Linked DNA regions of Homo sapiens: region 1 is linked to region 2. Evidence: read pairs that join two places in POLR2A ChIA-PET (ENCODE). Cell type or tissue: PC-9. All regions are shown on one strand.

The links. ChIA-PET counts read pairs that join two places held together with the same protein. Peaks named below come from ENCODE experiments on the same cell type or tissue, not always from the same donor. Only the 100,000 strongest peaks of a DNase experiment are listed, where the experiment ranks them.
Region 1: POLR2A ChIA-PET joins it to region 2 with 12 read pairs; 2 of 35 experiments call an interaction of 5 or more read pairs at or near these places.

The regions. Positions count from the first base shown.
Region 1 is chr9:99,057,631-99,065,630 of GRCh38, reverse strand. COL15A1 (collagen type XV alpha 1 chain) reads right to left here. Exons shown (of 42, transcript NM_001855.5): 36 at 5,678-5,742; 37 at 3,532-3,660; 38 at 3,327-3,386; 39 at 2,522-2,581. Among named protein-coding and RNA genes, the nearest start is that of TGFBR1, 43 kb to the left of the region's middle. In PC-9, no CTCF peak of the experiment used is centred here; no DNase peak of the experiment used is centred here; H3K27ac peaks cover 266 bases.
Region 2 is chr9:99,430,141-99,438,140 of GRCh38, reverse strand. All of the region lies in intron 2 of LOC107987011 (a long non-coding RNA gene), which reads left to right. Among named protein-coding and RNA genes, the nearest start is that of NAMA, 59 kb to the right of the region's middle. RefSeq lists enhancers at 4,277-4,356, 4,367-4,486, 3,795-4,994. In PC-9, no CTCF peak of the experiment used is centred here; a DNase peak (open chromatin) is centred at 4,350; H3K27ac peaks cover 1,718 bases.

The DNA of each region.
Region 1 (8,000 bases), 370 kb after region 2:
CTCCTTCCTGCCCCGCACTGAGCCAAGGCTTCCCCAGCAGGCCTCCCAGTGGCTAGCATTTTATGCTCTACATTCCCAGCCATTAGGGTAAGAGGGAGCTTTAGCATGCTGCCCACCCACCACAATCACAGGCAGGCCACCAGACTTCCACCTCCACATATACACCCTGACCCTTTGATGTCCTTGCCATCTGACTATACTGCCCCCACCCCCCGTCTTCTTCCTCATGCATCTGGAGACTCTGGTGCCTGAGGGAAGAAGCCCTATGGTCTCATCATCTTCCAACCAGTGTGCTTTGGGGCTACATCAGAGTGCATCACACGAGGCCTTGATGGAATGAGGCTTCCCCAATGCCAGGGGCCACCTAAGAAAGGCACAGGCAGGGGGCAACTGCAGGGCTTCCTTGCCACCTCTAATCCCACCAAGCCCTACTGTCCTTTAGAGAGACACAGAGAAATGTCTGAAATTACGGTTGTTTCTGAATGACGAGATTGGGGGTTTTTGTGTTCTCATGTTTGTATTTCTCTAATTGCTGGAACATTTTTATAAAATGACAACATTTTTATATTGTACTTTTAGGAAGACAGTAATGTTATAACACTCAAAATGTTAAAATTGCTATTTTGTGGATGGTTGTAGTTTTGATAAAATTGTAGGTGTGTTACTATTTTCTTCTCCATTCTTTTCATGCATTGTTGACATTTTCTGCAATGAATACGTATTAGTTCTGAATTTATAAAATACCATTTAAAAAATCCTTTAGCTACTGCCCTAACTTTGGGGCTTTTTGAAGGGTTACTGACACTCACATTTCTCTTCCTTCACTTCCCACTGACTCTTCAACCAACTAGAATCTTTTTGGCTACTAAATGCTTTGCTCTAGTTTCTAAATTTGAAGGACACCTTTTGGTTCTTCTTATGAATTTCCTGGCAGCCTTTGACACTGTTGGCTACTACCTTGCTTGGCTTGCTTTCTTCCTTTCTGGCTATGGCTTCTCAGTTTCTTTCTCATATTTCTCCCATCAGTTCCTTTTCAGTTTTGCTCCTCATAGTCTAATCCCTTCTGACTGTATAGATTCTCTTTTGGGAATCCAACCAGCCCCGTAGTAATTGCATGGCTCATCTACAGCCAAGATCCCACTGTGGGGTTTCAGACCTTCAGAACCTATTCCTTCCTGGTAGTCTCCACTCAGGTTTCCTCCAGGCACCTCAGACTCACCATGCTCCAAATTAGTTCCTCCTTGGTCAATAGCAGCACAATAGAAAATGCCCCCACAATCCCTGCCATAAGGAGTGGCCTTAGACCTTCAAACTCATTCTCCTGGTAACTCTTGATTGGGCTGGGAGTGGGCAATTGACCCAAGACAGACCATATAAACTATCTCTCCCAAGACTCTGAACTGAGTCAGTAGTACTGGGGTCAGCAGCTGTAAGATCACACAGACTTAGGGCAAGAATCAGTGCCAGGGTGACCCAAAGCTGTGTGCAAGCTCATGTCACCTATATATGTGTTTTGGGGTGAGGTTGGGAGGAAGAAAGACCCTTTCAGAAGGTGGTCTATAGAGAGAGCAAAGCAGACTAATAGAGACAAGAGTCCCAGGCCTGGCTGTTCTTCCTGTGATGGAGTTCCATGAGGTTTCTATGCTGATTTAAACGAGATCTTTACTTAAGCTAGCAAAGGAATAGAGAGACTTTCTAATCCCAGCAATGAAACAATCCCTGGAAAGGAAACTGTCACCACTCAATCATCCAAGCAGAAACCTGGGCATCATTCTTGACCTTTCTCATCTTTAATGCGCCATATTCAATCAATGACCCAATTAGTCACTTCTGCTTCCTTCATGTCTCTCCAATTGCCCACTAGTCTATGGGCTCACTGCTGTGATTCTAGTTCAGATAACACAGGAGTCACCTAACTGGCCTTTGGACCCCTGCTCCTGTCCCTTCTGATTAATCTGCACACTGTAGCCAAGGTAATTTCTGAAACACTAGTGTTGTCATACCTGTTTCCTGCTTTAAACCCTTCTGTAGCTCCCCATTGCCCACAGAAAATGGTCAAACTTTTTGGCTTGGCTTGCAGACCCTTGAAACCTAGCACTTGCTTTGCTGACTTCCACAGACTAAATGTCTCCCTTTTCTGCCTTGAACTCTACTCTTTTGCCTGTAATTTAATACTAGCAATTACAGGAATGCACAGCCCTTCCCCTTACCTCCCTCTATTCCATCTTCCCTTTGCCTCTCTCCCACCTGGCTCACTCCCGAACTCAGCTGTCCTTTGGGTCTTAGTTTGGAGGTAACCTCCTCCAGGTAGACGTCTCTGCCCTCCCTTATACCCCCAGCACCCTGTGCTTGGTTCACCCAAACAACTTACCACACTGTATTGTAATTCTCTGTTTTTTGTTTGCCTCTCTCACTAGTCTATAAGTATCATGATGGTAGGAACTGTGTACTAAGCATGAGACCTAGCACTTAGCAGATATACACTCAGTATTTGAAGATTAAATGTATAAATTGTACTTACAGCAGGCTTCTCATAATTGGCACTTGAAATAGGGTTTGGTGGAGGCAGAAGCTGATGTGGCTGTTATGAAAAGGAGGAAAAGAAACAGTTCTGAATATGCATTCAATCTGTTCTTCAGAGTGTATTGAGGTGCAAGTGCAATGTTTCTTGAGAAGATGCTTTAAATAATTTGCCATTGTCTGTAACTGTGACTCTTAACTGTAAAGAGTTTCATGACCTGCTGAAGAAATCATCTTCAGAAAGGGAGAAAATGTTCTCAAGAGTTTTAAAAAGAGCACTGAATCAAGGAAGGGCATTCTTTTTGATAAACCCATGTTTAATCACCAACTCTTTCACTTAATAGAGAAAGCTACCTCTTCAGAGCCTCAGTTTCATAATCTGCAAAACGGGGATGATAGTACCCACCTCAAAGCATTGCTCTAGGGCTAGAAGATGGACAATGCCAGTTGCCCATGTTCTTATGAGGCAGATGGTGCCAAAAATTAAAGGAATCTTCTAGATTGCTTATACCAACCAATGATTCCACAGATGAACAAACTGAGGCCAAGATAGAGGAAGCCCTCTGCCCAAGAAGATTTGGCTACTACATGGGAACAGCAGGTCTCCAGCCTCTGGATCTAGTTATTCCTCCGCTCTACTGTGGGAACCTCCTGTTAGCACCCATTAATTTCTAGGATTTCACCAGATACTAAACCGTGCACAGCTGACTGTCCAGAGTTTGGAGAGCTTGGTGCTAGATACCAAGGAGGACTCAGGAAATGCTGATAAATGAATGCATGAGCAGTCCAACAGGGTAACTACTCACGTTGCTGGAAAGCGCAGGGGGTGGAGGGCTGTCGGCAGGAATGGGGATCAGTTCTCCCAGCTTTAAGAAAAACAGTACATTGAAATGAAAGATCAATTACAAACTTCTCCCATTTCAAAACAGAAAAAAATGGCATTTATGGGAGTAGATTATTATTTTTAGAGGGTATTTGAAGGCAGTGTGTTAAAGGAAGTTTAGAAATTACCTGTAATTTTTTCCAGCCATCTCTAACACGAATGAAAAACTCAGTGCTGTCCCTCAGGTAGATGAATGTTCCTTCTATAACCAAATGCGCTTTCTGCAGCATGTCATCCATGTTGCTGAATGCTGTGACCTGTCAGATCATTTAAATTCCAAACACTGCCATTATCATTAGAGGAATGGCACCATCTGATAACCTGGCCTCTCTGTAAAGTCAACTAGGAGCCGTCCCCAGATACTCAATAAAGAGGCTTGTTAATGTGCCAGATAGAGGTATATACCTTCATTAGTAACTAAAGGGCATTCTTCTTGATAAAACAAAAACATGTATACTTTGAAACACAAATCTAACTTATAATAAATGAATTAAAACAAAAATGACAATATTATGTGAGTATAAAGACATTTACAAATTGTCAATGGAGTTATCTTTGTTTTGGTTTGGGTATTAGCAAAAGCACTGGTAAGTTTTACCACTTCTATTTTTTTAAGCTACTTGGTGGCACTAACATGGTTAAATGGTGTTACTTCATGCTGGTCCTTGAAGAGTTTCAAATTTTTCATTTGGAATAAGAAAGGCAAGCAAGTGAGCAACTATACTTAAGGTCTTAAATCTTTTTTGTCTAGCTTGGTAGTTACATTAAATGCATGATAGAAAATGGAGGTCTGTAATTTCTCTGCCTAGAAAAGTGCCAAAGATTAGACAGCCATTTGGCATATCTAGAAGCACATACAGAAGCTACAAAAATCTATTGAATAGCATCAAATCTCAAAGAAATAACGGCCAAGAGAGTTTTTATTTTTCATTGTAACTGAGAAAGATTATAAAATATTAATTTTCACCTAGCCTTGAAGATAATGGCTTTGTGCATCAAAATGACTTAGATATCCCCAAGGGAACCAAATATCAGAATTCCATCATATGTAGGACAGTTCTTTCTTTTGGCAGCCAAATTTTGCAACTAACATCCAGCAAAGATCAAAGAGCATTTTTGGACTCCTGACATCCTTGTGAAGTATTTGTCCATTTTTCTGTGCATTACAGTAATCTTGGAGTGCTATGTCTTGTTCCAACGAACTGCAGGGTAACGAATGTGCCAGAGATGTTCTTTGGCAGAATGGAGAAGACTGAATTATCCAAGTAAATCTGACCAGCACAAGGACCTGTTGTAACATTGTTTATGCTCTTGGGCTTTTGTTGTTTTGTTTTTTCTTTTTTTTCTAGAGATGGGGTATTGCTTTTTCACCCAGGCTGGAGTGCAGTGGCACAGTCATGGTTCACTGGAGCCTCGACTTCCCAGGCTCAAGTGATCCTTAGCTTCTCAAGTAGCTGGGACTACAGATATGCACCACCACACCCAGTTAATTTTTACATTTTTCTGTAGAGGCAGGATCTCACTATGTTGCCCAGGCTAGTCTTGAACTCCTAGACTCAAGTGATTCTCCTGCTTCAGCCTCTCAAAGTGCTGGGATTACAGGAGTGAGCCACCGCACCCGAGCAGGTTTATGCTTTTTGAAATACTATTATTGGTGGCCAGGCGTGGTGGCTCGTGTCTGTACTCCCAGCACTTTGGGAGGCCAAGGTGGGAGAATCACCTTGGTGGCCCATGAGTTCAAGGCCAGCCTGGGCAATGTAACAAAAACCCTGTCTCTACAAAAAAAAAAAAAAAAAAATTAGCCAGGTGTGGTAGTGTGCATCTGTAGTCCCAGCTACTCTGGAGGCTGAGATGAGAGGATTACCTGAGCTCAGGGAGGTTGAGGCTGCAGTGAGCCGTGATCTCACCACTGTACTCCAGTTTGGGTGACAGAGTGAGACCCCGTCCACCCCTCATCCAGCAAAAAAAAAATATATATATATATATATATATAAAAATATATAAGTAATATGATTGGTTCTTGTTATAACTTAGTCAATTAAGGATTCGAATGGTGGAACTTACATATACATGATTTTGTTTTTTCACGTCTTTTTACTTAATAAGTCATCCAAATAGATAACAAATCCCTTCTACTATTTATGGAATTGCACCAAGCCTACTATCATGAAGGCCTGATCCCCAAGGGATGTCAGACACAGGAGATCGTAGGCAGAGTTTTAAGTATATCTATCCCAAATGGAATGATGACTACACACTGATGATAATACTGACCAGGTTTCTGGATCCGGGAAGCCCTGGCTGTCCTGGAGGGCCAGGGGGACCTGGAAGGGCCACAGCTAAGACAAAACAGAAAAGAGAAGTTACACAAAAACCACACTCTGAAAAATGTCTGAGGTATCAGCTGACTCCCGGAGAGAAGTGTGTTCAACCCCATTCACAGCGCCACAAAGCATCCCAACTTCCACCTGTATCTTGGGTGCTGTGCCCCCAGCGTGTGACTTAGGCCACATTGACTGGTTCAGGGAAGAGCTGGGATTCTTGATTGTTACCCTGGATGAAGCCATGGCTAGTGCTTTTCCGTTTCATAAGTGAATCAATTCCTTTTGTGGTTGTTTTATAAAAGCCAGCTTAAGTTGAATATTTTGTCACTTGCATTCAAAAATGTCCTGACTCATATAACTTATTTCACCCAAGAGACAAGCATGTGACACTGAACAGAGGAAGCAGGCTCAGAAAGAGGAAGAGAAGGCTCTAGGGAGTGGGAGGAGACCAGGGTGGTGCAGTGACAGTAGCCCTGGCCTTGGGGCCAGAGACATGGACTCAAGTCCTTAAGTTTGTCCATTCCTAGCTGTGTGATCTCGAGGAAACAGCAAGCTCTCCAAAGCTGTTTCCTCATCTGCAAAATGTAAAATAGGCATTTCTTCTTCCCTGGGCTGCGGTGAGAACTGAGTGCTTTGAAAATTGTACATGTACAGCATTCATCCGGCCAGGAGCTCTTAGCTTTTGAAGAGTCACAGTGCCCTTAAAAATCAGATCAAGGTTAGTGCCCTCTTTCCCAGAGAAATGCACACATAATTCTATAAAAAAATATTACTGGGATGACAAATCCTGGAGGTATATCCTTGAACTCTCTAGGAGTCTATGATTCCTCAACTGAAAAGCCCTTACTTTAGGCAAACATAAAGTAGTATAATTACAACTATTCCTTTGGCTGTTCTTCTACCTCTCTCATCCTCTGCTCACCCTACCCCCGACAACTCCTCCAAATCTGCCAAGCTCTTGGCAGAATTAAGGGTGTTTTTACAAGCCCCAGTAAAATTATACAGTCCTTCAGGTCGTTGCAAGCAAATGTTCAGTTCCAACATAGGACTTGAACACCCACACACAGGTGGCAAATGTCTAGTGGATAGAGGGCCAGTGGACTCGGATTTGGATCCCAGCCATGCCTCCTAATAGAATTTGTGACCTCAAGTAAGTCTCTTCACCTCTGTGAGCTTCAGTGTCTTCATCCGTGAGATGAATTTTATAATAATATCTGTTTTATCTTCCTCCCAGGGTTGCTGTGAAGACTACATGGGATAATGGCCATGAAAGTGTTTTGTAAACTGAATTGCTATACATTATGTGAGAAGCAATCCTTGCTCAATGCAGCAAGGCATCCCGGCAGCCCTAATGTAGTGTTGCTGTGGACAACAGTTTTTCTCCACCTTGCACTCACCCTGTAATATGCCTCCACCTCCTGTAGTCCTACTCCTCCCTCATGGCTGTGTGGGCACCTGTGGTTCCATACACTCGGCACCTTCTTCCTTTGTAGGACCAGTGTCCTCATCTCCTTCTCTTGGGACCTTCCCTTCACCTCTACAACCATTTGGTTCCAGAAAGAGCTACCATGTTCTCATGTGATCCGACCTCCTGGTCATAGGTGATTTGTCCAAGATTGGGTACCTCACCCAAGTCAGGCCCATCAGGACCCTTCTCTAGGACTTCCCCATCCCAGGACTTTTCAAACTAAAATAGTAAAAGAAGTTCAAGATTTCTAGCTGACAGTGGAAGCTGTAAGTTGTCAGTAACCATATTTCCCGCTGTGCAGAGGATGTGGTTTGTGGTGAGGAAGCGTGAAACTGCATGCAGAGAGAAGCCGAGACAAGAGATGGCCAGAGAATCCTTGCAGGGGTTGAGTCCCTGGCTCTGGCTGTTCCTGAGGTCCAGCTGTTTATCTACCTCTCCCACAAGTTGACTGTTCACTCCCTCCTTCACACCCAGTACATTTCCCCTTTGCTTGAGCTACTTTGAGTTACGTTTCTATCACTTGCAGCCAAAAGATCCAAGGCTAAGTCAAAGCCCCAGCCCCAAAGTCACCTCCTGTGTAAAGCTCTCCTTATGCCAAGGACTCTGTAGGTCTCTTTCCAGGTATGCTTCCACCATACCTGGCTCCTGCCAAGCCAAACAACAAAAAAGTATGCCTTCATGCTATTATTGCTGCTATTATTGTCTCCTCCAATGGACATAGTAGAAATAACACAGGCTTTGGAGCTACACTGCTCTGGGTCTGAATCCTGTTGGTGTCACTTATTAGCTGTGTGACCTTGGAAAG
Region 2 (8,000 bases):
GGGTGAAGGGAGGCTGGGTGTGGTTTCAAACACCACCTTCCCTTCCATCTTCTGGGTGCTGAGGCTTTTGGTTTGGGCGAGGGAGGAGGGGAAAGGAAAGAGAAGATGTCTCTTTATTTAACTGGGTAAGGTTGTAGCCTCCGGGGTGGCTCACGGAAAGTCAAACTCATCTTCTGCAGTTTTGATAGGACAGTGGTGGCTTCAACATGACAGGTTGATTAGGGACTTGTGTCCAGGAAGCTCCTTTGGCCATTAGAGGTCCCTTGAAAAGTTTGGCAGCAAGTTTCAACTGAACCCCAGCTAGTGGACTTCTCACAATGTTCCTCTGATATGGATGCCTCATTGTCCTCTACATGAGGGCAGTCAGGGACCTCCACATATGAGGAGGCTGGGGAGACTGTCTCTTTTTCTCATTCAGATTACACAGCCTGAGCAGTGATAAAGAAATGAAATGCTGGCTCTTCTCCTTGCAGGCATCTCCTTTCTTTGTGAATACTTAGAGAAGGAAAACACATAACCTCAAGAGAGTCTAAGAGCAGGAAGAACCCCCTTAGCCTTATGGGAAGGGAATAGCCTGTCTCCACAAATGCAGCACTACCACAAGGCTGATCCTCTCTCAAGCTTCAGGTCTTTTCTTCCTATGGAGTTTGGGTATGGGTGGTGGATCTGGCAGATGATTCCGGAATTAGCACTCTCAGTAAGTCCGTGTTGTTGTGGCTGGGCCTGAACATCCAAAGTGGAGCACCAAGTGCCTTTTGCTCTCTCCATTCAGGGTCTTGGCAGCAGTCCTGGGGCAACAGGAAAATCCCCAGTTGACACACCTGTTACAGGACAGCTGTGGAAAGCCTGCCTTAATAGTCATGTCTATCTCACTCTCTGCCACTGGTACTTATAGCTCTTCATCCATCAAACTATCCAAACAATTTAAAAGTTCATTTATATTTCTTGTCAGTAGCCACTCTCGAGTTAACATGCACCATACATATATTATTTACCAGGTGAGATAGAGCTACTGAGAAATAGGCCCAGGATATAATAAAAAGGAGACATGTTGGAGAGAATCCTCCTCTGGACAGTCCTTTTTATAAAGGTCAGTGGACTATCTTGTACACCCTCCCTTTGCAGGCGGGAACTGATTGTTTTGAGGGCAGCAGTTTTCATGTTTGTGTGTAAGCAACTCAAACAATAATGATTCCTCGGATTAGTTTAAATGTGCCTATTCCTCCTCTGTGACTAATTAAGACTGAATTCCGTGCATACAAGAAGCTGTTTGGCATTTGCTGGTATCTGTGAGACCTGCTGTGTTTGATTAGCCACTATTAGTTCATAGCTGTTGGACACACCAACCGACTTCCAAGATTGCCTCAATTATCAAGACACCTTGTCACCTTTCTGGTGAAGTTTTAACATCTTCACATAATCCCAATAGAGAGTGTGTGTTTTAAACTTGGTCTTATCTGGAAGACTAGTAAAAACATTGGGCACTTCCTCCTTAGGTGGTTAATGAAGTCCCCGGCAATTACAATAGAACAAATTACTTACAAATGGTTCCTATTTTTGTCAGTGCTAAAAATACTTTTTCATTTATATTTTCTTCCAGACTAATGTCCCTTTCCAAGGTGGAGAATTGAAAAAGAAAGGATCTGAATACCAACCTTATTAGACTAACAATGCAACATTTAGGAGGATAAATTAAAAATGCATCTATGAATTATAAATAATGTATAACCTCGCCATATAATATGGTGCATCCACAAAAATGCTGCTTTTTTTTTTTCTTAGGGGGTAACTTTTTTTACTTGTGGATTTGTATTAAAGTCCCAAGTCCTGGCGGTTGGGATCGATGGGTAGAGCTTTTAATTGGAGCTCTCTGGTGATTATCTAGATTGGCACCTGCTGTCAATCAGCTTCTAAAGAAATTACTGAGCCAATGATTAGGCTGATCCTGGAGATGTTAGGCCCCTTGGGGGCAATGTTAAGGCTCCCAACCACAGGGGAACCCTTAAGAACAGTGGAGCTATAATTTTCCAAGTTGCCGGCTTACCTGGCAACATACATGCTCAACTTTCTGGCTGAGTGAACTCAGAAGGATGATATCCCAGCATACATTGGGTCCACATGATTTTATAAGCAAAACAATGCTGCAAGTCCCCTAACAGCTTCCATTAGAGTAAAATGACAATACCCCATGTATGTGTGTGGAGCCCTTCACAGTTGTACATTATATAATTGAATCCCATTAATAAAATAACAATGTTGTGCTGGTCATTTCTGGAGAAAATATACCAAGTTCACAAAAATTTCCCCCCCTTGGTGTACATCATACTTTTTTAGAAACACTTTTTATAGAAATATTTTTTAGACTAACATTTTATAATTACTTAATCTTTTTAATTCAGGACCCACTAACTTAATTCAAGTAGGATTGGGCTAAATTTATTTTTTCCTCATCCTTGAATTGTGGCAAATAATGATAAAAAGTGTTCTATTGGTTAAAAAAATTGCTGCCATTTTCTTATAAAGTTAAATGTATGCCTAACATGTGACCTAACAATTCCACTCAGGTTTTTCCCCAGGGGAATGGAAATATGTGGAAATACACCCAAAGAAGTGTATGCAAACATTCATAGCAGCTTTATTTTTAATAGCTAAAAACTAGAAGTAATCCAAACATCCATCAGTAGGTGAGTGGATAAACAAACTGTGATATAGCCAAACAGTGGAATATTAGTCAGCAGCAAAACGAAATGAACTGCTGATACATGGGAATGAATCTCAAAAACATAATGCTGAGTGAAAGATGGCCAGACACAACAGATTATGTGCTGTATGGTTCTACTTCTGTGATGTTCTAGAACATGCAAAATTAATCTATAGTGACAGAAAGCAGATCGTTGGTTGCCTGGGGATGGAGGTGGGGTTATTGACTGGGCAAGACATTTTGAATATTTTGAGGTGATGGAAATGTTTTGTTTGCGGATTGAGGTGATAATTATACGGGTATATACATTTGTCAAAACTCACAATCTGTACACTTAAAATTTAGGCATTTTATACTATGTAACTTATAACAACAAATTAGATTTTTTAAAAAGTGACACCCTGTTACATATATCTTTATTAATAACAAAATTTCTCTATCTCTTGTATCTCTCTGTGCTTCTCCTGTTTCTGATGTTAATTTGTTTTTTAGCAATACTATTTCCAACATCCAAATGGTATTGGAAATCCCAGCTTGAGTTTGACAGATAACTTATAAAACAAGAAAAAAAAAGATTCAATCTTTCCACTCCAGGTCTAACAGGTCCCCAGATTCCATCTATTCCAACTCCTAAATGTTTATTTTGTCTTTATACTGCTGCCTCGCTCCACCTGCACTGCTTTAATTCAGCGTTCAATTATCTGTTCACTGGTCTTCCCTCCTCTGATTTGGTTTGAACAAGAGGATCCTTCATACTATCTTCCAGGTGCCAGAAAACAAAATGGTACCCAGAAGCCTTATGGCTGAGGGAAGGGCAGGAATGTTGGAGAAGAAGCAAGGCAGAGGGTGGAATTGAATAGGGGCTTTGGGAAAGCTTGATGAAGGTCTCCTATGCTTGCTCTGGGATTCTTAGGCCCAAGATATAGTTGTGAGTAAACTGGATTGTTCTCAATGCCATTGGTATTTCTCTATGTTCATTTCTTCAGTGTGTTAGTAAAGCCTTTTAGAAAGTATTGGCCCATTTCAAGTATGTTCAAGAGAAACAGGGCCATATGTGCTGGTGGCCACAGAAATCAAAAGCAGAGAACTTCAAGGAGGACAGGAGACTTGGAAGGGTAGAACTAAAGCTCAAAGATGCAGCCCAGTCAGCTCCTAGCATCCAACCACCCTTCACAATTTTCTCCCAAGTCACTGCTTTTCTGTCTGACCCAAAGAGGATTCTACCCCGTGTGTATTAAGGGAGTGATTTTCTTTGTGTTTGTATCCTCACATTTTTCTCTGCCAGAGAGTTGGTGATAGTGAATGGTCACCTGGGAGGATAAAGGTGACAATTTTAGGCCAGCTTAGTTCTTTGTAAAAGGTCTCTAAGAGCCTTTCACCTCTCTGAAAGTGCCTTTTATCAAGACTCCAGATAGGATAGCCTCCAGTGAGAGATTTCCCATCGATTACACACTTGTCAGGGGAAGCACAGGGCCAGCTTAGAGATTTCCATCTTAAACTTTCAAAGGAAGCTGCTTGCTAAAGGTTCTGGAGCTGGAGGAGCCACTAAAAATCAAACAAGTAAGCAGAAACCAAGTTTGACTTTTGGCCCTAGGGGTTGGAGAGATGGAGATGAAAGCTGACAGGCTCCTGCGTGACAGGGCCTCTGTGGAGCCCAAGAGGGTGACTCACAAATCTGAGTGGCACTTCCTCTCCGTGAGTCATCCTGTGAGCAAAGCCTGAACACCCCTGCCCAGCCCCTCAGTGTGAACTCTCCTGGCCTGCTGACCCGGATATTTGCAGGCAGGCCCTGCTACCCTCAACACAGGACACATCCTTGAGGGGTACAGCCTCACTCTCAAAGACAACCAAGGCCTCAGCCCAGCAGATACTTGCTATGGCTAAAAAAGCAGGGGACATTTTATCATAGGGGGGCCATGGGGATGAGCTCTGTTCCTAGGTTATCTTGTAGTCCTGGATCTGCTGTTGACAAACTGAGTGAACTTGAACTTCAGTACGTCACTTAGTCTTAGTGTTTGGGGGCCAGAGTTTCCCAAACTATAAAATAAAAAGAGTACATTGTTTTGTGGAAGAGAGGATATGTACACAGCCATGATGTTAGACATTGACAATAATTTGTGGGGAGTGCAGATCAAGCGTAGGTTAATAACACAGAGAGGAAGTGATATTTGAACCGGGTCTTGAAAGAACAAAGAATTTTCCATTCAGGCAAGAGAGAAGAATATTTCATGCTAGGCAATATATTCCTAAAGCACTGAAGGCAGAAGAGGCAGGGGAGAGATAACGAAGCCAGTATGTGGGAGGAGCAGTGGATTCAAGAGCATGAGAGAGGGAGAGAAGCATAGAGGTGTTTTAGATGCAGGATCAGTAGGTGATGTCCACTGTAGGAACGCACTTCCCGCATTCTACAGAGGATGGCCTGCTGGCTCCTGGGTTGGGTGACTGGGCACCTGATGATTTAATTAAATAAAACACCCAAAGCAGAAGGGGGGTGGGAAATGATGAATCGAATTTCTGACCTATTGAAATGGAAGCATCCATGTTCAACCAACTGACGTGTCCATGAGCTGAATAAACCAGTCTCATGCCCAGAGGAGTGCTTGAAGCTAGAAACACAGATCTGGTGTCATCAGCTGACATTGCTCTAGATCGTTTCGAAGTTCTTTTTTAATTCAAAGTCAAAGGATTTGTGATTCTAAATTTTGTAAAAGGAAAAATTCAAAAATAAATCTTTTTTTCTTCTCATTCTAATGAGACACTTAGTATGTTATCCCCTGCTTCTCTTTCAGTAATGTTTATGTGTCACCATAGGGTGTTTGCAGGATTTATGCTACCAAATTTTGTTTTATTGAGTTTCTGTTGGCTATTCATAGTGGTATTTTAGTCAACATAGAATGGCCTCAGCCCAGAGAATTAAACAGTAGACTGACATCAATGAATCCTTAAAAAAGGCTTTGGAAAAGACTCTTAGCTATTCTCATCAATCATCAGTGGCTCCCCATTTTGTGTAGAATAAAGTTCAAGCTCTTCAGTTTGACATTTGTTTCTGATCATTAGCCATGCCATGAGCAGTCCTATGGAGAGGCCCGTGTGGTGAGAAACTGAGGCCTCCAGCCATCAGGCGCATGAGTGAGCATGGATACAGGTTCTGCAGCCTAGTCAAGCCTTAGATGATGCAGCCCTGGCCGACACCTTATCTGCAGCCCCGTGAGAGGCCCAGAGCCAGAAGCACCTAACTAAGCCACTCTTGGATTCCTGACCCTCAGAAACTGTATGATAAATGTTTGTTGTTTTAAATTTCTAAAAGTTTTTGGGTCATTTGTTAAGCTAAGATCAGGAGAAGGAGAAAATTGCTTTTCTGATAATACTGTATGTGGAAAATGGGCCAGGAAAGGCTGAACATGATTTCAGTATTTTGGAGCTCTCTGCAAGGTGCTGAAAGGAGGGGACGGGGGTCTGGTTCCGACTCTTCTGCCTGTTCACTGAGTGGCCTTGAAAACATCATATCTCCTGTTATTTTCTGTTTGGGCCTCCGTTTCCTTATTTTTAAATGGCGATGGGAGTGTTAGTGCCAGTCTCCAGTCTAAAACCTTTACTTATGTGCAATAGTTAATAGTTGGCAAATGTTTTTATATACTGTGGTCAGGATTTGGAGACAACAAAAAATAGTTCTCCAAATTTCAAACTAAGGAAAATAAAATTGGCTTTTGGGAGTCAAACTTCAAAGTTAGTACATATGGCTTAGGACAGAGACACACCAAATTACCTTAAAGCAGTGTTTATGGGGGCTTCTGACAGGCTACAAGCTAAACCAAAAATGTAATTACTTTCTTCTTACCAATGAATGATTGGAAATACCATGAATGCTCATTTTTTAATGCACAAAAAGCTCTTTGGAGACTTTCTGGAACAAAGTAAATACTTAAGAGATGTTATTTATTACTGTATTTATTTATAGCTAAGGGAAACAGAAAATGAATAAGTTGGTCATTGAAAGATATTATGATCTGATATTTATAAAAAAAGGAGCCAGGGTTTATTAAGAACTCTAACTTGGTGTTCTAATAAGAAGTCTAGCTGCTACACACAGTACTGAGCAGCATGGCAAATGTCCAACACCGCACAGAAAACAAAGAGTTGGAATTCCCAAGATGCTTAGGCAGGATGTGTTGTTATCAGTGCATCATCATAGCTGTCATGAATTGGATCTGACTTCCAATTGCTGTTATTCTTTAATTAATTAAAGCACTTTGTAAAATTATATACAGGTCTTATCCTTATAGATACCCTTTGGGGGTAATTGCTGAATTGTTATGATTTGAATACTATGTTGTTCCTCTCTCATTTTGATCACAATATTCTTTATCTGCTGGGAAGTGGAAAGGGGTAGAGTGGGTGATTTTGTGTGATTTTTACTCTATTCAATGAGCCATGGTAAAACTTTTGAAAATTATTGACTTAACGGCCCTGTGGGGCCAGCCTTGACCATTGTGTGATTAAATATATGAACCTAGCTGAAGCAAAAAATGTGCCAATCAGCAGCCTGCCAGCAATGGGAGCCAGTAGGAGTAGGAGAATCATAGGGACTTACACTATTATTGGCCATCTATTGCTCTCCATGGACAAGAGAGCCTTGGTCAACAGCCCTAATGGGAAGGGTATACTGAATGTGAAGATGCACACAAGGGATTGTGTCCAACGGACTTAGAACATCCCTGTTTTCTCGGCAAATTCATCCTTATTGTTGAAGAATGTATCCTCTCAACACTTGACCACTAAACATTAGATCCTTCTGACTAACCCCCTGCTGTGGTCTGAATGTTTGTATTCTCTCAAAATTTATATACTAAAACTCAGTTCTCAGTGTGATAGTATTAAGGGGTGGAGCCTTTGGGAGATGATTAAGTCATATGAGTGGAGAGCCCATGAATGGCGTTTGTGCCCTTACAAGAGGCTAAAGAGACCAGAGTTCTCCACTTCCGCCTTGTGAGGACACAATGAAAACACAGCCAACTAGGAACCACAAAGCAGGTCCTCACCACACTGAATCTGCCAGTGCCCTGTGACTCAATCTTAGACTTCCCAGCCTCCAGAACTGTGAGAAATAAACTTCTGTTTTTTAGAAACCAGCCAGTTTATGGCATTTTGTTATAGCAGCCTCAGTGGACTGACATTCCTCCTTGGCCTGATTCCACATTCATCACATGATATTCTAATTATGACATGACTTTTCATATATGTCCATATGATGTTGGTCACAGAGATGTGAAGTATTTTAATCAATCTGTCCAGATAATGA